Regions from separate parts of the Mus musculus genome. Here region 2 is linked to region 1. Evidence: chromatin loops called from intact Hi-C (ENCODE). Cell type or tissue: gastrocnemius. All regions are shown on one strand.

What was found. Peaks named below come from ENCODE experiments on the same cell type or tissue, not always from the same donor. Only the 100,000 strongest peaks of a DNase experiment are listed, where the experiment ranks them.
Region 2: a loop joins it to region 1, with 2.2 times the contacts of the local background. A loop is called at or near these places in 3 of 42 quality-filtered maps.

Annotation. Positions count from the first base shown.
Region 1 is chr19:47,365,807-47,368,306 of GRCm38, reverse strand. All of the region lies in intron 4 of Sh3pxd2a (SH3 and PX domains 2A), which reads left to right. Among named protein-coding and RNA genes, the nearest start is that of Gm36885, 61 kb to the left of the region's middle. In gastrocnemius, no CTCF peak of the experiment used is centred here; DNase peaks (open chromatin) are centred at 881 and 1,527; H3K27ac peaks cover 2,436 bases.
Region 2 is chr19:47,412,796-47,415,295 of GRCm38, reverse strand. All of the region lies in intron 2 of Sh3pxd2a (SH3 and PX domains 2A), which reads left to right. Among named protein-coding and RNA genes, the nearest start is that of Gm36885, 14 kb to the left of the region's middle. In gastrocnemius, a CTCF peak has its summit at 2,262 (motif pointing left); DNase peaks (open chromatin) are centred at 622, 974, 1,495, 2,232 and 1 more place; H3K27ac peaks cover 2,327 bases.

The DNA.
Region 1 (2,500 bases):
GCTCCTCTGCCCTGGCACTGGGTGCTAACTAAGAAAACAATCTAGGAGCATGACAAGAACGGGACCCTCTGGGACAGATTAGGAAGAAAAAGTGTGCACTGGAAAGCCAGACAGACGGAGCAGCATCAGTCCCAGGCTAGATACCCCATACCCCTGCCTCTCTTCATTCTCAGCGGCTTCACCAGTCAGTCATTGAAAGGCAAGGCTGGAACAGCAGGAGTCGCTCAGCAGATACCCTGCAGGGACTAGTGTCTGAGCCGCCCAAAGGCTAGATCAGGGTTAGGGTTAGGGTCCTGTGCTCCTCCCTGTCTGCGCACCCCAACTCATTCCCTCCTGCCTGGACACAAAGGCGTGAGGGCAGACTCATTCACCCTTGCCAGTGCCTGAGGTCACCTATGGCATCACCTGGGTCATACCCTATGGAAAGACTGGGAGAGCCATAGGTCAGACGTGTCTCACTGATGACTGTGTAGTGGCCCCAGAGCTTGAAGCACCTTCAGGACCTCTCAGATCCCAGTGCAGACTGCCGGAAGCAGAAAGCCTGGATCTGAATATAGGCTCTGGACACAGAAAGCAAGCCCATGCCCACAGTGACACACCCATGCCAACAAGGCCAGGCCACACCTACTCCAACAGGGCCACGCCTCCGAATAGTGCCACTGCCTGGGCCAGGCATTTGCAAACCTTCACAGAGGACTTAGCTACTTGTGCCCTGTTCTCCTAAGACTCACGTCTCTGAGCTTTAGTTTCTTCTATGAAATTAGAACCATGGTCACACCTCTCTTTCTGACTCGATAGAGCACGTGAGCCAGACTCCTAGAATGTTCTTATCGCTAGCAAGCTGACCTCGGCAACATTCCTGCAGAACCTCTCAGGTCTCCGGGACACTGCCGTGCTAAGGGGCATGGCAATGGGCCAGGCCAGGAAAGCAGGACCTTCAAGGCACCATCTCACACGTGCCCATGGAAGCCATTTCATCTGGGATTCCAGAACTAGACTTTTTTTTGTTTTAAATCCTGGAAGAATTGATAACCAGAGAGGAGGTGCCCAGGGGTCACACACACGCAACATATATATGGCTGTGGTGCCGGGGGCAGCGTCAAGGACACATCCTGGAGTTCCGACTAGATGGTCATTGCTTTGCCCTAAGGAATGGCAGTGATGTAGCAGCTAAGGTGTAGTGAGAGAGTTTGCTCAGTACCACCATAGCCACTGTGCAGGGCTACTCAGATTCGACACTTAATAGGTGACAGTCACACTATGAAATCCAGTGTGTTGAGCTCAGAGAGGGCAGGGAAGGCATTCATCCTCTTGCAGCCTGAAAAGAGCAGAGGCAGGACTCACACCAGGGCTGTTCAGCCTCACTTCCCACAGGACATGCGCCATGAATGTCCATCAGCAGAACCTGAGCTGGGACCCTGGCCCCCGCCCCCATCTTGCTCAGCTTGGCCCAGCTTGGGTTCCCGCTCTCAAGTGCCAGCACTGGTACGGCCCAGTGACAGGCCAAAAGCACCAGCCACTTTTGCCAAGCCGTTTTGGCCAGAACTGGGTTGCTCCAGGCTGGGAGCCTCGGTTGTTGGCCAGCAGTCAGGACTCGCTGTTAAGTCAAGATGTCACTGTCAACCCACCAAAAGACTTCTTTGTCTCCTGTCCACTGGTCCTCTGCCCTGAGCTCCACTCTCTCTTTTGGCATGAAGAGCTCTCTGTTCACAGGGGTGCAGGCGTCTGGTAGGTTCCCCCTCTTGGCCAGCTGAAACTTGCCTACCTCTGCCTTGCCTTTCTGAAGTCATCCTGACAGCCCCAACCTGGGGATGGCTTCTCTTGGTTCTGCCTACCTCCAATCTTTAAAGTCCATCCTAGGACCCTCTACCTGCTACCCCAAGGAGCTCTTTGGTCCATGCCTGGCTCCTCCCTCCTCCCTTTTTCTCCCCTGCTTCCTCTCTGACTCTCTTAGTCTTTTTTTTTCCTTCCACCCTTCCTTGGGGAGAACACAGAATGTACCTTGGATGTAAGGTGAAACCCTGGTGACCCTTTGGGTCAGATTTCACCCACTGCACACATTTGGAGCACCTGGATTCCACTACTACCCTAGTCAGAGCTCTGATGTCCCCACCATAAACAGAGGCAGAGGATATGTCACGCCTGCCTTCCAAAGCCACACGGGTAGACACACTGAGGAGCCCTCCCATGGGCTCCCCCGAACCCTGGGCTTCTTCTCACTTTCCTCCTGGCTCCCATCCTTGGTACCATTGGCCTAGTCCGTCTGCCCTACTTTGACTGTGTCCTGGCTGATCCAAGAGTCTCTCCTTAGTCCAGTATTTCTCCCACACTGAGGGAGATGGGGCCAGGCCTGGGCTTCTATGTGTCCTTGCTATAGAGCAGTAGGTCTGATACACGATTCAGCAGGAGACTCACCGTCTCTGGACAGCAGGCCTCTTGGCTTGACTTAATCGTCACAGGACTCCCTCTCTCCCCATCCTTCAAGACCTGCCTTCCACTA
Region 2 (2,500 bases), 47 kb before region 1:
TGAAGAACTGCTTCTATTAAGCTGGAGCCAGGGAAAGGCATTCGCCTCCCCGGAGACCTCCTACTGTTGGATGACATCTGGCTCTCAAGGGCTTGTAGGATTCCTGGTGCCAAATTCCTGTTGTCCTGAGTGTGTGTGGGGGGGGTGGGGGGTGGCAGAAGCTCAGTCAGGGTTAGACTCACTTGGGTTTGGGCGTTGGCCCCACCTCTTACTGCTGATCGTCTCTCGGCCATTGCTTCACTTCTAGAACTCTGCACAATTGTATCTGCATCACTGGTCTTTGCAGAACCTGCCTCTGTGGCTGTGAAATATTTGAAGGGACAAAGCACAGGAGATCCACCTCACTGAGCCTGGAGCAGCCCCAGGGGCATTACTATTATAGGACTGTGGGTGTAGATTCTTTGGAGGAGAATTCAGGGTCTCCAGGTGACTGCCAGTGCCTGCCCACCTAGACTCAGGGAACAGTTTCCAGCTACAAAGGGGTATTGGGCATTTCTGGCGCCGGGGTGAGGGAGTGTTCCTGGGTTGGCGAGGGGATAGCTTTCAAGGCAACCGAGGCTTGGCTCTGTCTGCTAACTAGGGAGCCTTCATCTGTTGCCTGGCCGAACAGAGTGGTCAGTTCAGCCTTGCTGGAATGCCGGAGGATGGGGGAAGTGGCTAGGCACCGAGGGGGGTGGGCTTGGCTAAATAGATGACATTCAGATTTACAAAATAAAATTGAAAAGAAGGAAAACTCAAACAGGAAGCATGTGGCTGGTGTCTGGGCCGGCCGGGAGATGCTTGCAGAGGTGGCTCTGTGCGTGACAAGCTGGCCATTCTTCCCACTGTGTCTCCCAAGGGCACCTCTGTGAAGGCCAGCCTGTCTCCCTCCCCAGTGAGACAGGCTTCTTTTGTCTTGGGCTTCCTAGTGCCTCTCGTCTCAACTTGGAGCCATAGGAGGAGGACTCCCTAGTGGAAGGGTGGAGAGAACCCTTGGGCATGTGCCCAGTGCCTGCTGGCTGTGCCCACTCCTTTCCCCATCAGGGCCGTTCAGTGGAGTTGCAACCAAAGCAGAGGGTCTGAGTAGAGGCCACCGTTCCAAGAGACTTGTGCAGGAGGACTCAGATCTATAGTTGCCATCTACTGCATCATAGGTTTTTAGTGCATGTTGGGAAAGGATGGATGCCTTCAGAGGGCCCTTCTTTCTCTCCCGGGGGAGAATGACGGTTTACTGCCCTCTCTGGACCATGCTGTGTCTGGGCCCCTGTGAATGCAGCGAGCTAACAGCGACCTCTCCTACTTCTCCCTATTCTGTCCTAATGGGATCACCTACCTGTTCCACTGACTAACATCTTCCCTGCTTCTCTAGTGTCATGCTTGTCCTCTTGCTAATTTAACTTAAAAAAAAAAATCAAGAGTAGGCATTTGCCTAGTAAACAGAGTGGCTCTTGGCAGGGTCAAGCTGGACCCCGGATTCCCACAGCCCCTTGAGTTGGCAGCCGCCTGCGTTGCTTGGCTTCAGGAGCAGGTTTTCAGGGTTTCCTTCTGTCAGTGAGTGGAAGCTTTCTCTAGGCCCAGCTGCTGTCTTCACCTGGAGGGTGACACCAGAGGGTATTTGCGGAGGACTAGCTAGGGGCAGATCGTTGTGTCTGGATCAGGCCAGAGTGGAGACAGCTGGGCTGTAGACTGACCTGGAGGCAGATGACGTGTCAAACCCTTGTAAGTAGTACTTGTGCATCTATGGTCCCATGCTCCTAACCCAGCTGTTGCCTAAACCTTTCCCCACATCCTCCCCTCTCTCAGCCCTTCTTCCCCTCCTCTCAGTTTTTGCACCATCTCTCACCCAGAGGAGCCTCTTGTTTCTCAGGGCCACAGCCTTCTTCCCAGGTTTCTCCAGCATTCTAGAAACGTCCCCGTACTGCAGTCAGCTTTTTTGATGGCAAATTTCCAGTCTCTTCTAGGGCTACATAGTGGTGAGACCCTGCTGCAGAACCCTGTTTCACCCCTGTAGAGTATGCCAGGCCTCAGTGGGCCTCTTGCCTAGAGCTAACACGTGGAACATTTTGCTGTGTTATTGAGAAGTGTCTGTAGATCGAATGTTAGATTGCCTTCCTCCTGCCTTGGGTGGAGAACAGTGGTGGGAGGTTCTACCAAGCAGACAGACCAGCAGGTGGGACCAGGGGTGGGGCTGAGGATTGTAACCCTGAGAGGAGGCCGGGCTCAGAGGCTCCTGGGGAACGGAAGTTCAGAAGCTGGGGCGTCTTGGGAGGTGTTGAGTGCCCCCTACTGTTGTGGCCACCGGAGTCTGGATCCCAGTCAGGCCTGCTGACAGGTGCCAGAGATCTCACTGTCCCCGTGATGGTCTACCCTTGTACTTCCTCCTGTTCCTCACTCTTGGTGGATCGATAGCCCCGCTGCTGGGTCAACCAGAAGGCAGTGTGGCTACTGGAGGGGTGACCTCTATCTAGCCTGCAGGGTGGGCTGGAAGGCACCCAGATGTTCAGGAACATTTTCCCTGTAG